Linked DNA regions of Homo sapiens: region 2 is linked to region 1. The links are chromatin loops, found by intact Hi-C in ENCODE. Cell type or tissue: breast epithelium. All regions are shown on one strand. Each heading gives the region's core, and the rest is flanking DNA. Links, peaks and the distances in the headings are about the cores only.

Region 1 (8,324 bases), core at 79-8,078:
AGGCTGCTGGACTAAATGGGTTCAACGAACATCATACCAGACAAATCTGGATTTCCCAGGAGAAGGCCAGAATCCAGAGTTTTGTTTTGTTTCTTGAGACAGAGTCTCACTCTGTCGCTCAGGCTGGAGTGCAGTGGTGGGATCAGAGCCCATTGCAGCCTCAGACTCCTGGGCTCAAGTGATCTTCCCACCTCAGCCTCCCAAGTAGCTGGGACTGTAGATGCACATCACCCTGCCTGGCTAATTTATATATATATATATTTTTTTTTTTTTGTAGAGACAGGATCTTGCTATGCTACCCAGGCTGGGCAAATACTCCTGGGCTCAAGCGATCCCCCCACCTTGGTCTCCCAAAGCACTGGGATTACAGGTGTGAACCACCACAGCTGGCCCAGAGTTTTTTCTGTTGTTGTTTTTTGTTTTTTGAGATGGAGTCTTGCTCTGTCGTGCAGGCTGGAGTGCAGTGGAGCGATCTCGGCTCACTGCAACCTCCGCCTCTTGAGTTCAAGTGATTCTCCTGCCTCAGCCTCCCGAGTAGCTGGGATTACAGGTGTGTACCACCATGCCCAGCTAATTTTTGTATTTTTAGTAGAGATGAGGTTTCACCATGTTGGCAGGCTGGTCTTGAACTCCTGATCTTAGGTGAACTGCCCACCTTGGCCTCCCAAAGTGCTGGGATTACAGGCATGAGCCACTGTGCCCGGGCTGGCCCCTAGTATTTTTAAAGAAACACAATGTCACTGCTCTGATGTGTACAAAATAAGTGATTAAGAGGTCCGTCTCACTGACCCTAAATCCCTGCCCCCTTGAACTTGATCTTGCTTTTATATCCCCACCATGCTAGGCTTACAGTAGGTATCTAATCACTGTGTTAAAGCATGAACAAATGCAAGCTTAAGAGTGACTTATGAAGATACCAATCTTTCTCCTGTAAACCAGGGCTTCTGAAATGGTCCTTCTACAGCACTCCTCCCCTCCCCCATTCCCACGCTGCATTTTCTTATGTTTGAGACACAGTTTGCTAAACCCAACCTTGTCTGAATTAATGAGGACACAGAAGTGAAGGGTTTGGGGAGCTAAACATTAAACCGATTTGGCCCATACTCCGTGCCAGGCTTCATACTGGATCCCCGTGAAACACAGGAAGCCTCAGAAAATGCCCAACCCCGCCCCGCAGACACAGTGCCATGGGAAAGGCTGCTGCTGGAGTGTTTAAACCTGTGAGGAACAGCACCAGAAAGGCCCAGACAGCCAGAGCGGGGCCTGAAGGAAAAGCAGGGTGGGTGCTGAGGACAGACACCCACAGATCAGCTCCTGGGACCCCAGGGTGGCAGGAGGCACTTCCAAAGGAGAAGTAGTGGGTGTGGCCATTTTAAACCTCTTTCCTCCTCCCCACGCCCACCTTTGCCCCACCGTGGTCCACATCTGGGGCTGGAACTTAGGCGAAGTGACCATTATCAGGCGCTGGGGGGCACATTTTATACCATCAGGAAATTCCTGTGAGCCAAGTCAGTCCCAGCACATGGGCCTTCCCTGAAGGCCCTGCTCCCCATGAGACTCTGAGACAGGGCTCTGCCTGGTGTGGATGACAGGCTCAGAAAAGGGTGGGCCGGGGGCTGGGTGACCAAGCCAACGACGGAAGGAGCAAGTTGTTCTAAAGAACAGGCGCCCACCGTATGGGTCACGGATGCCAGGGAGGCAGACACTCCCTCTCACTGAGGCCGGCCTGTGTGTCAGGCTGAACTCCAGCACCTGCGGGGGGCGGGGGCGGTGCGGGGCTCTCTAGAGACTTCTGAAAGTGAATCCCAGTAATGTCAAACTCATCTATGAGCACTCTGCTCCTCTGAGGATGAAAACAGTTCGCACCACTCTGCAAACAAATATAAATCCCTTAGAAACTAATCTGGGTGGGTGGGTGGGGTGGTGGGGATGACAAGAGGAACAAATGTTTAAAATCTAACATCCTCCAGGGTGGTCCTGACCCCAGTTAGAAGGAGAGAGAAGGAAGAGGGTGGGGGGAGGGAGCCAGGGCCTGTCTGTGCTGGGGAGGGAGCAGTGGAGGAGCACAAAGACATGGAGAAGGAAGGGGAGGAAGGGGAGAGAAGTGAGAAGCTCTCACAGTCTCGTTTTTGTACTATCATGGTGAAAACACAGTACACTTCATTCTGTTTGATGATGCCAACGCCTGCTACTGGAAAACACTCTCCTTGCACATCATATCCATAAATAAATGCCAGTCCCGGGTCTGTGGGTCTCAGCCTGGTAGACCGGTTATGTCAACTGGACAGTGCTTTTAATGGACCATTTATAGCCTGACTGGCTCACAACAAAAATGCCTGCACGGAGACCTAGAGGGTTAAACATCTCTTTAAGACAGAACTGCCTCCCAATTGAAAGAGGAAAAAAGCCACAGAGGGGACTGGGGCCAGGCAGACAAAGTTAACATTTGAGGATGAGGGAGCACCTCCCCCAAGACTCCACAGCCAAGCCCTGAATGAGGCACGTGGGCTGTGATGGGGTCAGTCCCATTCCATCCCCTCCCAATTCTGGCATGAGGGCTTCTCCCACCATATCCCCAGAGCCTCGAGACAGAATACCAGGAGGCTCCCCATGGCCCCCACAACATCAGCAGTCACTGCTGCTCCCCAACTTTCTCCCCGTCACCCCCCCTCAAAGAAGGACATGAGTGCAGCTGTGCTAGTGTCCTACTGGGAGGCCACCAGCCCCTGATGGACCAAGGGGGGTCTGAGGACCCCAAGGCATTGCACATAAGTGTTTGCATGCATACACACACACACACAGCCTGGCTCTCTCACACATACACAGACACACACACCCCCAGGGCACACACTCAGACACACCCACACACTCACACTTCCACTTATTCCCACAATTGTTCTTCCTGGTTTGGATCAACAGACCATCTGTGTGCTTGTGTGACTTAGGAAATCTTCCAAAATACGGCAAAAGTTCGCAGTCCTTGCCCCTTTTGTGGTGGGGGAGGGGCGTCATAAATAGTTTTCTAGTTTCTTTATATTTTCTATTTTACAGTGAACATGCATGTATCACTTTTATATTCAGAAAAAGTTAAAACACAAAATTTTTAAAAGTTTTTCTGGATGGGTGCAGTGGCTTATGCCTATAATCCTAGCACTTTGGGAGGCTGAAGTGAGAGGATCGCTTAAGCCCAAGAGTTCGAGACCAGCCCAGGCAGCATAGCAAGACCCTGTCTCTACAAAAAATACAAAAATTAGCTGGGTGTGGTGGCTCACACCTGTAGTCCCAGCTTCTTGGGAGGCTGAGGTGGGAGAATCGCTTGGGCCTGGGAAGTCAAGGTTGCAGTAGGCCAAGATTGTGCCACCACTCCAGCCTGGGTGACAGCAAGACCCTGTCTCAAAAAAAAAAAAAAGTTTTTCTAGGACAAATAATAAATAGTACCACAGTAGGTCACATTCATCTCATCTTGACCCACACAACAGCACTGTGAAGTAGTGCTTCCATTTTACAAATGAAGAAACCCAGGATAAGGGAACTTGAAAGCCGCCCAAGGTCACCCAGCTAGCAAGTGGCAAAAACGCAGAGTACAGTATTATCACTCCTGGGAAAAAGGTTCCTCTAGTCTGTCCCAAAGACGGAGAGAGAGACACACACAGAGAGACAGAAAGAAAGAGACAGACAGACAGGCAGGCACAGAGATAGAGAGATTGAAACAGAGAGAGCAAGACAGACAGAAACAGAGACAGACACATACAGAGACAGAGACAGACACACAGAGAGAGGCAGAAAGAGACTGCAAGACAGGCACAGAGAGAGACAGAAAGAGAGAGAGAGAGAAACAGACACATAGAGAGAGGCAGAAAGAGACTGAAAGGCACAGAGAGAGAGACACACAGAAAAAGAGAGAGAGATGGACACATAGAGAGAGGCAGAAAGAGACTGAAAGGCACAGAGAGAGAGACACACAGAGAGAAAGAGAAACGGACACATAGAGAGAGGCAGAAAGAGACTGAAAGGCACAGAGAGAGACACACACAGAAAGAGAGAGACAGAGACAGACACAGAGAGAGAAGCAGAAAGAGACAGAAAGTCAGGCACAGAGAGAGACACACACAGAAAGAGGGAGAGAGAAACAGACACATAGAGACAGACAGACAGACACAGAGAAAGAGACAGAGACAGAGCAAGTCCTGGGAGGAAGGGAAGGGGGAGCAGAGTACTGTGGAGTGTGGGACGCCCGTCTTACTCATTTGATTATAAAATATTTCTGAGCTGCCAGATGGTATAATAGTGGCTGCAGATGCCCCGATAGCTTTTCTTCATTTCTTTGCACAGGGCTCCATTTCAGGGCCTGAAGAGTGATATCTAAGAAGCTATTCTGGAGTTCCATAAAGACAATCACTATACAACTATGGAATCGCCGCTTGGTGCATGCGCTTAACAGATGTGCACTGGTTCTGGCTTCCTGGATAAACGGGCCTTATGCTAATCGTGAGGCACCTAGCGGCACTTCGGGGCCCCCCTTGCTGGCACATGGCCTGCTCAGGCAGGGATGGGATCTGGGCTTGTTACGTAATTAATCCTTGGCTCAGGGCTGCTGCACACCCCACACAGACGCTGGTCGAAGTGATGCCTATGGGGAAAGCAAGCATCAAAGACCACGTCCCCAGGGTCCTCTGAGCCAGGAGCGGCCGAGACTTCGAGATCAAAGCTGTAGGGTTAATGAGTTCACTGCAGTCCTCAACCGTCTGCTTGTTTTGTTCTGGCTTTTTCGTGTTGTGTTTTGTTTAGTTTTTAATAAGGGAGTCTTCATCCCTGCTCCTTCGACAGCTCAGTAACCCAGTTAGAAAGCAACAGCTCTGTGCAGGATGCACCACACAGCCGCCGGTACTCCTGCCGGGTCTGAAGCCAGCGTTCTCTATATCCCAAGAGGTGCAGCCTCCCAGGAGGCATGGAGGCCCAAGCCTCACTCCAGAACTGCTTGCTTGGGAAGCGCACAGCCATGGGCCATGTGTTCATCCCTGAGGCCTGCCCCCTCTTCTCTTTCTGCCCTCATCTCTCCTCTCTCCCCTCAGCCCTGAGCCACGCCCAGCACAAGAGAACAGCAGAAAGACTTTCTATGCCATCTGCCACTGATCTAAAAGTCCCTTCGCAAGGATGAGTTTTGTTTCTGCTCTTAAAATTTAGCCTGGTTTCAGCCTGATCTCTTGGACTTGGCATTGGCCACGGTCAATCCAGTGTCTGCAGTCAAAGCAGTGGCAGCTTGCAAACCCATATAGTGGAGGTCCCACCTAAAGCCATGCCCACCCTAAAAATCCTCCAGACTTCAAGAAACCTCCAAGTTCAGAAGCAAAAGAAAGGAAGACCCAGGGAACAGCAGGAATCACTTGCATGGAAGTCTGTGGACAAACTAGGCTGGCTCACCTGCCTGCCTATGCAAACACCCACCTCCCACCCGGGAGTCCTGGAGGGAGATATGGTGCTATCAGTCCTTCACATGCTAGTGAGAATTAGCATCATCTTGCTCCTAGAAGAGAGTCATTACTCCGAGGATTGAGATCAGCCTTCTCAGCAGAGTGGCAGGGGAAGAGGAGATAAGTAATTTGAATGTGGTGTGTTTTATGGGGACGGGGCAGGCCTCCATGGTGTGCTAGAGGTCCAGGGTCCCAGGAGAGGGGTGATGGGGCTATTTACCAACTACCATGGAAGTTATTTTAATATTGTGACAGTGCACGGCTTGCCAGTGCATACCCACTGCACATCAGAGCTGCGGGCCCACTTGGAAACACACAGGGCCTGGAGCTGGGGAAGGACCCCTACTCTACACACACATCCAGAGGCACATTGAGTTTAAAACTTGCAACAGCTGGCAGGGCACTGATATCCCACACAGAAGACAGAAGCTTCAAACCAGCACTGGCCATCTCCAAAGCCAGGCCCCAGGGAGCAACATCCTGTCCAAAAAGGGGCCGGGGGAAGGCAGCGGGGAGAGGTACCAACTGCCACCCACAGGCCATAGCCTTGGTCTTCAGCCATGAGATGGACAGAAGAAGAGAATCCTCAGAGGCCGGCCAGAGCATCCTGCGTAGCTACTGGAGGGCAGCTGGCCCAACCGGGAACAGATTGTGCCTCTCTTTGCCCAGGAGTCCGGCTGGGTGACAAAACAAAACTCAACGAGAAAGAATGAGAGTCATGAGAGGGAGCTCAGAGCACAGTGCAAACACACGGGGTTCCTCCAGCCAGCACCTCTGCACATGCTGTTCCCTAGGCCTGGAATGCTTTCACCTCAATTTCCTCCCCTGCCAAAAGTCTGGCATCCTGCAAAGTCCAGCACAAGCCCCGCTCCCTGGGAGTCCCCTCCCACCCTCCCCCAGGCTGGGCTGATCAGTCCTCCTTGGAGCTACGTTGTTTCTGCACGCCTCCCTTTCAGGCTGCGCGCTGGAGGCACGGACTGCACATGTGGCTATATCCCAGGACCCAGACTGACTGGCCTCGCACAGAAGCAGGGCTGTGGCATTCCAGGGACACTTCCACAAAGAATGCAGTGTGCCCCTGGAGGCGGGCGAGGCAGGGTCCCCACCTCGGCCTGTTGCTTATTCAACAGGTTAATGATAACCACTCAGCAAGGAAAAATCTGTCTTAAATCCCACAAACGCTCCATCTAAATGAAACGGGGAGCAAAGCTTTATTATTATTATTATTATTTTTACAGACAAGGTCCACTCTGTCACCAGGCTGGAGCACAGCGGCACAATCAGAGCTCACTGTAGCCTCAACCTCCTGGGCTCAAGTCATCCTTCCAACTTAGCCTCCCAAGTAGCTGGGACTACAGGAGCACACCACCACCACATCTGGCTAATTTAAAAAAAAAAAAAAAACTTTATCTAGAGACAGAGTCTCACTATGTTGCCCAGGCTGGCCTCAAAGCAATCCTCAAGTGATCCTCCCACTTTAGCCTCCTAAAGTGCTGGGATTACACGTGTGAGCCAGCACGCCCAGCCCAGAGAAACTTTGAAATAAAGGACTTCTTCAACCCCAAACTTGTAGATCTTTTCAAAACATTTGAATTTTTCCCGTGGTAATCAGGAAGGTATTGCTTTTAAGACAGTCACATCTCTTGGGAAGCGTTGGACCCAGCCAATGCCCACTCTCCTGCCCCCTTCCACCCTCTCTCGGGCAGCCTTGCAACATAACCTAGGCAGGAGGGAATCCCTCCCCACTTTAGAAAGGCCCACGGCTCGTGTTTAGGTTTCTGAAGTCCTTCAGCAGCTTTCTTGTGTTGAGGGGAGAGTTTCTGCTTAAAGACCCCCGTCTCTTCCCCCAAAGCCCCCACCCATTGGTCATTCCTGAGCCTACTATAAAGAAGGCCCTCAGTACCTCCATGCATACATTTGTGCCACAATTTGTTGTTGTTGTTGTTGCTTTTAAGATAAGGTCTTGCTCTGTTGCCCAGGCTGGAGTGCAGTGGCGCAATCATGACTCACTGCAGCCTCGACTTCCTGGGCTCAGGTGATCCTCCCGCTTCAGTCTCCCGAGTACAGGCATGCACCACCGTGTCTGGCTAATTTTTGTATTTTTTTGTAGAGATGGGGTTTCACCGTGTTGCCCAGGATGGTTTTGTACTCCTGGGCTCAAATGATCCGCCCACCTCAGCCTCCCAAAGTGCTAGGATTACAGGCACCCCAGCACCCCAGCACTGCACCCCAGCCCACAGTTTCTATCATAAATCTAGACCCTTGAGTAGTCAACCTAGGCTTTAAGAAAAATCGCGAAGGACAGCCAATTTAAAGCATAACTCCACAGAAAACCTGCCTCCAGACACATGAAGGGAGGTTAGTTCAGTGGCCATCACATGTAATTTATTCTGATTTTATTACATATCCAATATAGTATCTAGAATTTATAATGATATTCTATGAGGAAGGGAAAAAAGTGAAATAATTTAACCCAGAGAAGAGGAGTTTGAGAGTTAATTTCATGAACTCGGCATGAAGCATGATTATAAGAGTGCTGTCTTACCCGGAGGGCAGTAACAGGACAGGGATTCAGGAACAGGGGAGGACAGGCCCCAGGCGTGGGCTGGCTGGAAGGGCAGGGATATGGGGGAACTGCGGGGCCCTGCAGCCTGGAGACTTTCTTCTCCAACAGTGCTTAGGGATAAGACTCAGTCTGAAAGGAAGCCCTGATGTCTGAAGTGAGAGTTTGAAAGCAAAGCTTTGAGAGCAGCAAGCTTGGGGTTGCGTCCCAGCTCTGCCGCTTACAGACTGCGTGGCCCTGGAAAGTTCAGTCCCCTCTGAGCCTGCATCCCCATGGTGCCAACAGGTATG
Region 2 (8,324 bases), core at 63-8,062, 56 kb before region 1:
CCACAGCAGGGCAGAGCCCACTCGGTCCAAGATGCAAGAACTGCCCGACCCTGGGGCAGCAAAGGAGCCCGGGATCTGGGGGCTGCTCAGCGCCTGCAGGGCATGGGAGTGAGGCTGGGGCTGCCTCAGGGCATGAGGTCCCTCCTCTCATCTCCGTCTCTGGGGAGTCTGTGGCTGCTGACTGCTTTGGGTCTGTTTAAAAGGAAACGCAGCATCCTGCTGACCAGCACAGGCCAGGCTTTCTGCAGGATTTTGCAGACAATGTAGGAGATGGTCCCAGACTTACCCAGAGCGCTGGGGCTGATACCTGAGCTCAGCGGGGCTGGGGAAACACTCACCCAGCAAAGACGGGGTGAGGGGCATTCCAGGAGGAATCCTCAGTGTGCTGGGAGGCAAAAGGGCATGGCTGGAGAAGGGCTGGCGGGGACACAGCTGGGGAGGAGGCCAGAGTCTGGCTAAGGTGGGAGCTCCTTCCAGTCCCAGACTTCATCCTGGGGTGTTTTCAAAGTGTGTAGGTGTCAATGACTCGCAGGCCCAAACTTTTGGGGAGACCACCACCAGCAAGTAACTTGTCCCTGCTACAAACCTCTGGGCTGGTGACCTCTGCATGTACCTTCATGGGTAATGAATGGACAAATGATAGAGAACATTATGGAGCAGTGTATAGAGCAATAAAGAACAAACAGAATATGGAACAAATGGGTACATTAACAAATGCAGGGTATGGGGAGGAGAGGCAGCCAGAAGAAGGAAGAGAAAAATACCATCGAAACTTAGGAATTCAGACCAATTACTTGAATGGTAGTTCAAATTTGTAAAGTCCGAGTCAAAAAAATACCTGAAAAATTGCCTCTGAATTCTTGATCAGGTAAGGACTGGAAAGAGTGGGCGTTTGTAATGAACGGATAAGAACTCTTTGTTGGCCGGACTCGGTGGCTCACACCTGTAATCCCAGCACTTTGGGAGGGTGAGGTGGGCGGATCACCTGAAGTCAGGAGTTCAAGACCAGCCTGGCCAACATGGTAAAACCCCATCACTACTAAAAATACAAAAATTAGCCAGGCATGATGGCAGGCACCTGTAATCCAGCTACTCAGGAGGCTGAGGCAGGAGACTCATTTGAACCTGGGAGGCGGAGGTTGCAGCGAGACAAGATCACACTACTGCACTCCAGCCTGGGTGACAGAGCAAGACTCCGTCACACACACACACACACACACACACACACACACACACACACACACACACAAAAGAACTCTTTGTTATGAGGGCATCATTTTCAACTGCAGAATGGAGCTGGAGGCCTGGGTGACAGTGGCTATGTCACACACCCTGACGGCTCTCACTTTCCTCATCAGGGTCCAATATGTGTTTGGACAGTGTGGCCCCTGAGGTATGAGCTAGCTCTAAAAAACATCCTTGAGAAAAACATTTAAAAATAAAGAAAAATAAATAAATAAATAGAAAACTTCTTTGAGTCTATCCCCAGAGGAGGCTTCCAAAGCACCTGAGGAGCTGCTCACTGAGCCAGGACTGGTGTCCCTCTCCCCGGGACCTTGTTCAGCAGAACCAGCTGCCTAGCTCTTGTCTTAGTAGATGGTAAAAAGCAACATTTCTGCCAGGTCCCTGCTTGAGAAATGACTAAACTTGATCAGTTCATGAGCCCCAAAGGAACTATTTCCAAATTTTGAATTTATGTGTCCCAAATGAATGGGGTTTGGCCACATTGTAATATATCTCGGGTGGAAACCATTTGTAAGAAATACCATTGTAAATGTTAGACTGAAGAGGTGTTTGTGAGACGCGCGTCCTCCCTGGGGTTTTGCGCAGGCTGCATGGCTCTGTCTGCAGGGCAAGGTCCACCCTGTGCTGTGCTGCCCACGGCTGAGCTCAAGGTGGGAGGGCTCTCAGGTGCCTGCCTGGTGTCCACACCAGCACACCCGTCAAAAACTTTTTCTTTAATTCTTTTTTAAATTTGGAAGGGAACCTCCAGTGAATCATCACATGCATTATTTGATTCATGTTTAATATCTCTGGGAAGCAATAAAAACAATAAATCATTATTAATAAAATGGCCTCAGCCCGGCTGAAACGCTAGGCACAGAATGGTGATGTTCCAGCCGCCCTCGGTGGCCCCAGCAGCTACAGTCTGGAGTTAACTGTTGGCAAGTGACTTATCCATGATCACCCAGGCCTCTGACTCATAGAGAGTGTGTTTATAATCAGGAGTGGGGCAGCTCATAAAAGCCACTCTTTGCCATCTTTAGTCTTTAAATCACAGCACCAGAGGCCACAGATTCTGCAGGGAGAGTTGTGGCAACGCACCCACCCATACACACAAAGTGTAATCAACACGCAGTCACGGAACACCCCTTACATGCAGGCCACAATGCTAAGTGCTGGGAAGACACCGAAGTGTAAAACGCCCTCAGAGCGCTTCCAGTCTGGTCGGGAAAGCAAGACAGGAACTCCTTCTTTCCTTCTCCTACCAAGGTTCAGTTCCTGGCCGGGTGCGGTGACTCATGCCTGCAATCCCAGCACTTTGGGAGGCCGAGGCGGGCAGATTACCTGAGGTCAGGAGTTCAAGACCAGCCTGGCCAAGATGGTGAAACCCCGTCTCTACTCAAAATACAAAAATTAGCCGGGCGTGGTGGTGCGCGCCTGTAATCCCAGCTACTCAGGAGGCTGAGGCAGAGAATCGCTTGAACCCAGGAGGCGGAGCTTGCAGTGAGCTGAGATCACACCACTGCACTCCAGCCTGGGAGACACAGCGAGACTGTCTCAAAAAACAAAAACAACAACAACAGCAAAAGCTTCAGTTCCTGCTCTGAGCCTGGCGCCGGGCTTGGGTGCTGGATGGCAGAGGGAGACAGCATTCCAACATGGACCAGCAGCCTCAAGCCTCCAGCTTCCCAGCTGGGCCCCAGTTCTCTCCTGACCCTTTTCCCAAGGACAGAGAGCTGGGTTCCATTTACCCAGGGTGTGGCTAGGAATAATCCCATAACCAATTATTAGCACAGCGCCTAGAACACAGGAAGCACACAGTAATTGTTTGACGAGAGGCAGGAAGGAAGTCAAGGAGGGAGAGAGAAGGTCCGGGTGATCTAGGCGCTCCTTACAGACAACTTCCAAATCCTCTGCAGATCCGGCCTTGGAATAGTGGATCTTCGGCCACCGCGGCACTGTCTGTGCACCCTCCGAGAGCCCCATCAGACACATTCTAGCCCAGATAGTCTCTAGCCTCAGCAAAAGAGCCAGTTTCCCGGAGACCCTCTGGGGGCCTAGGAACACCCAAAAGAACAGATATTTGCTAAACATCGTCTATGATCCCAGTGATTACTTCTAAGCTAAAAATTTGCACATGGGGTCTGAGAAGTCCAAGAATATTCTAGGGGGTAACTGAGAGAAAACGTGTAATCTGGGCTGTCCCAGAAATACCAGGCCCTGTGCCTGGTGTGGTGCTGGATGCCTGGGGAAGGGGAGCAAAGATCACTGTGGACTCCACCTAGAGAGGCCGGTGACATGGGTGGGGAGGAGCCTGGCTGGCTCGGACCTGGCCTGGAGACCCGGGGCCAGCAGGCAGCAAGGTCAGGGGAGTGTCCTTGTGCAGCCTCGGCTGTGGCTGCCTGTGTGGCTGAGCAGACTAAGGGGCAGGTCAGCCGCCCTTCCTTCCACCTCTGCCTGGCATCTCCCAACCAGATGGGGAGGCTAGGCCGGTCTTGCTCATGTGGGATCTGGATGCAGCCCTTCACACAGAGCCCGACATGGAGCAGATGCTCCGGAGATGCTGACGGCTAGGATTCCCCCGCCAGGCACCTGGCGGTCCTGCAGAAGGGCCAGGACAATGTCCCCAGCCCTCCACCAATTCCAGGGCAGATGAGAATGCCAAGTTGTGCCTGCCCACAATGTGTGTATGTGTGTGCGTGTGTGTATGTGTGCATGTGGGTGTGTACGTGTGTGCAGGCACGTGTCTGCCCACAATGCTTGTCAGACAGGATCTGCCCTCCGTGGCTGAGGGCTGGAGGGGACGACCACAGGAAGTGATACTGCCAAGTCATCCCAAGTCACCCTAAATATAACCCTCAATGTACAACACAGGAGGATTGTCCCTTCCCCGCTGCCCTGCCTCATGACCAGCGTCTGCCTAGGAGGGCACTTCCAGAAAGGCCGCTCAGATGGCTCTCTGAGATGCCCGCCTGGGATCCACGGCCTGGCCAGCACTAGAGGGGAGGCAAGCCTGGGGTCCTGCTCTTCCGGCCCCAAATCTCCATGGCCCTGTTCATCTAACTTCTTCCAGAAGAATTGTTGGCTACACAAATCACTATGAGCAACAATGATCTCTTAAGCCTGGGAGGAGGCATCCTTATTTAAGGGACACAGAGGGCTGCCGTATGGTGGGGGTCTGGCTGTGCCGAGATGCTGCTCGCACCTGTCTTCCTCAGCGGTCGGGGTTGCCAGCGTCCTGCCCCTCAGGTGTGACCCACTCCGACCTGGCTGAGCCGCCTGCTCGCCCCCTCCTTGCCACGGGTGCACGTCTGCCACAGGCCCTTTGCACCAGCTGCTCCTTAGCTAGAAGCACGCCCGTCCCTGACCTCCTGCAGGCCTTTGGTCAGGTCTCATCTCAGGAAGGCCTTCCCCAAGCACTCTATCCAAAACCGACACTCATTCTTTATCCCCTTTCCAGCTTGATCCTTTCTCTCATTTCTGTTTTGTTGAGTTCACTGTCTGTCTCCCCTTGAGTGGAGCTCAAGGTCCTTGGGGCCAGGTTTACTCTGGTCTGTTCTCCATCAGAAGCCCAGAGCCTGGAAGCTTGTCTGACACAGGGTACGTGCTCCATGAACCCACCTCAAGGGAAGGAACGCATGAGTGTCTGGGGACGTGGAGAGGGAGGCTGGTAGGGGAGGCTGGGACTCGAGCCTTAGTATGCAGGTGCTGCTTCTCCACTGCCCGGGGAGCGGCCTGCTGTACATGACCAAGGGCCAGGGGCAGAGAGAAGCGGAAGGCCCTTCCAGTGCCCATCACCTGACCCACAACATCCACGGCCAATGGTGTGAATGTGCTGGAAAGTGCCTTCTGATCCCAGAGTCCCTCAACTCGTGGTGGTGGTGGTGGCGGTGGCGGTGGCGGTGGTGGTGGCGGTGGCGGTAGTGGTGGCGGTGATGGTGGCGGTGGCAGTGGCGGTGGTGGCGGCGGTGGTGGTGATGGTGATGGTGGCGGTGATGGTGGTGATGATGGTGATGGTGGTGGTGGTGGTGATGGTGATGGTGGTGGTGGTGGTGATGGTGGTGGTGGTGGTGGTGGTGGTGATGGTGGTGGTGGTGGTGGTGGTGGTGATGATGGTAGTGGTGGTGATGGTGGTGGTGGTGGTGGTGGTGGTGATGGTGGTGGTGGTGGTGGTGGTGGTGATGGTGGTGGTGGTGGTGATGGTGGTGGTGGTGGTGATGGTGGTGGTGGTGGTGGTGATGGTGGTGGTGGTGGTGGTGGTGGTGGTGGTGCAGTGATATTATTTGCTGTGCGTGCACTGAAATGCCCCAGGGGTCTGGGGATGGGAATGGACACCTCGGACCACCTCCTCTACCCTCTTCTGATCTCTTCGCCTGCTCCAGCTTCTTGACACGGGTATCAGCCTCAGCACGACCTGCCGGGCCAGGCGCCTCCCCTGTGCACCCGTGCTGACAGTGGCCTCGGGCCAGGACATTTGTATGCAGGTGACATCCAGGTAACACGGACCCAGATGTTCCCCCACTCTCTAGCTCCAGTAAGGCTGGTGGATGGAGAATGAAGGAGTGGAAGTGGCCCCTTCACATGCAGTTGTGTCTATTTTCTGCTGAGAAAAATACTTTTTTCTCAGCTAACCACACGCTAACTGGCACCCTGAGGCTGAGGCCCCAGCCTGGATGTCTCCTCCCAACCCAGCAGCTACTGTGGCAAGGAGAAAGCGGAAGGAGAAATCGCCTCCCTCAGGAAGAGGAAGGCAGGAAAACCCACCCCACCCACGGGATGCAGATCTAAGGGCGGGGCAGGGGACGGGCAGAGGGTGGGGAGCTCACTTTGCCCTGGAAACACCACGTGCGTGCGTTGGTGCCCAGCGGGAAAGCAGCCACGCCCGGGGTCTGCCCTGGGCCCTGGGCTGACCGGCTGCGGGACTCACATCTACCAGGGCCACAGATGAAACCTGCCACTGGTATCTGCCCTCCACCCCTCACACAGCCCAGAACCCCATCATGAACACTGAAATTAAGACAGTGATGCTTTAACAGGTTTTGGGTCCAAATTTTAGCCTGGCTGAGTATTCAAAGGTGGTTCCTTCTGAGTGGGAAGATGAAAATTATAAAGAGCATCTCCCGTGTCTAGGGCCAAGAAAATTCCAGACTTTTGGAAAGCGACTTTGTATGAGGACTTGGAGGACTTTAATCCTTATACAGGACCCTGCCAAACTCACCAGATGCAAGTCGGTGATGAGGGCTCTCAGGGGCTGGGCATGGCCAGATGGGGCTCTGTCCCCAAATGTCCCTCCCCCAGGTGTCCCCCCGGGAGCCTATGACAGCTGACCCTTGCTACATCCATGGCCCCAACTGATGCTCACAGTATGCAGGAGCAGGTGGGGCAGGGTGGTGAGTGACAAGAGTCACCATAATAGTCATGAGACCATGAGAGGGAGGAGGGAGAGAGAGGAGGAGCTGTGGGGCAGCCAGGTCCTGCTGGTCCAGATACCACAGGGACACTTCACTCCAGGTCTGATCTCGCATTGACCCTGAAGAGGGTGTTTTTATCAACCTTAATATGCACGAGATTGGAAGGGGCTGTGAAGAGGCACAGCCAGAATTACACACTCTCCAGCATCGCATACCTGGTTCCTTGCTTACAAACAAAACCAAACCCTCAACGCTGGAAGGGCAGCCCCACAGCATGGCTGGCAGGCTCTCCAGACCCGAGGGCAGCCCCGGGACATGGCCAGGCCTTCCTGTCTCGGGAGCTGGCAGGATGACCAGGGTCATGAGGAGCCCTCCCGAGCTCACGGAGTTAGCTCAGGCAGGGCCAGGAAGGATTCCGGATGGAAAAAGCCCCTAAGCCAGGCTAACACTGGGGGAGAGGCGACCAGTGGCCAGGCCAGGGTGGTGCATTCAAGCTGTAAGCACTTTGCCCTCCCTCAAGCCTTCCTCGCACCCAGAGCAGGCAGGGGCCTGGGGGGCTGCAGGGTGGCGGATTCAGACAGACCCTGGGCCCGGCAGCCTACGGTAACTGCTCTGAGGGGAGAGCCACATGCCCAGCTCCCAGCGCAGACAGCTTATCTGGCGTGGGTGGGGGTCCAGAGGGCTGAGTGGCCCTGACCATGCACAGGAGCCTGGGAGAAGGAAGCTTCCAGGTACAGGGGCTGCAGGGGATAGAAGACAAAGAAACCCGGACACTAAGACAGTGCCCTCCTTGCCCTCACCCACACGTCCTTCTCAAAGTTCTGGGCCCCTCATTCCCCTGACAAATCGCCAAACAGAAGCACCGAAGGTCACGCGATTTACCCAGAAAGACCTGGCCAGCTTAGGGCGAGAGCTGAGATGGCTGTGGGGCCTGGGGGGCTGTTTCTCTGCATTTCCGAGCCGCAGTTTCCTGACCTGTCTAGGGGTGCTAGCTGGGCTGCCCCCCACGCCCAGTCTTCCCTGCTCTTTCTGCTGAGCTGGGTCCAGTCCCCACACATGGGCAGGACCCCACGGCACAGCAGGAGCCACCCACTTCCATCCTCAGTCCTCACCCACCCTGAGCCAGTCGGCCTCTGGGAGTGACTTACCAGAGACCAGGCGGAGGCTGAGAGGGAGTGGGTCAGAACCTCCAGGGAGTGTTTCCGCGTCCTGACTGGGCCACTAGACCATGCCCCTGGAAGAGAAGAGCGACAGGTCACGCAGGCTGTGACGACCCGGCCCGGAGCCCATGCCCCTCCCTCTGGTTGCTTCTGTGGTGCCTGCTGGGGGATCACAGTTTTTGCAAGTGCCATGCTACATACAGAAAGCCCTGGCTCCCGGCCTCCGGCCAGCCACCATGGACAGGGGCACATGCCCAAGGCCGCTGCACCCCAGCAGGCGAGAAGCCCAGGACAACGTTGATAGAAGCCCCAAGGTAAGATGCTGGCCACCCTTCGAGTGAGGTTGCTGGTTACTACAAAACTGGCATGGAAACTAAGTGTGGCCGGGACCTCTGTGGTCCACAAACTCAGGTTCAAATCCCAACAGCATTGTCACCTGGGGCCATCACAGACGCACAGCCTCCGTCCTCACCCAGCACTCTACACTCTGCACCCAGGGCTGTTACGAGGGTTCAGTGGAATCAGGCAC

Evidence for each region. Hi-C counts contacts between places; a loop is a spot of excess contacts. Peaks named below come from ENCODE experiments on the same cell type or tissue, not always from the same donor. Only the 100,000 strongest peaks of a DNase experiment are listed, where the experiment ranks them.
Region 2: it touches region 1 in a loop (11-fold over the local background); 28 of 110 quality-filtered maps call a loop at or near these places.

Annotation. Positions count from the first base shown.
Region 1 is chr2:10,340,550-10,348,873 of GRCh38, reverse strand. All of the region lies in intron 1 of HPCAL1 (hippocalcin like 1), which reads right to left. Among named protein-coding and RNA genes, the nearest start is that of HPCAL1, 42 kb to the right of the region's middle. RefSeq lists an enhancer at 4,229-4,729. In breast epithelium, for the core only: no CTCF peak of the experiment used is centred there; no DNase peak of the experiment used is centred there; H3K27ac peaks cover 223 bases.
Region 2 is chr2:10,396,380-10,404,703 of GRCh38, reverse strand. It overlaps HPCAL1 (hippocalcin like 1), which reads right to left. Exons shown (of 5, transcript NM_002149.4): 2 at 7,784-7,869. Among named protein-coding and RNA genes, the nearest start is that of SNORA80B, 46 kb to the left of the region's middle. In breast epithelium, for the core only: no CTCF peak of the experiment used is centred there; DNase peaks (open chromatin) are centred at 3,583, 4,003 and 6,025; H3K27ac peaks cover 4,587 bases.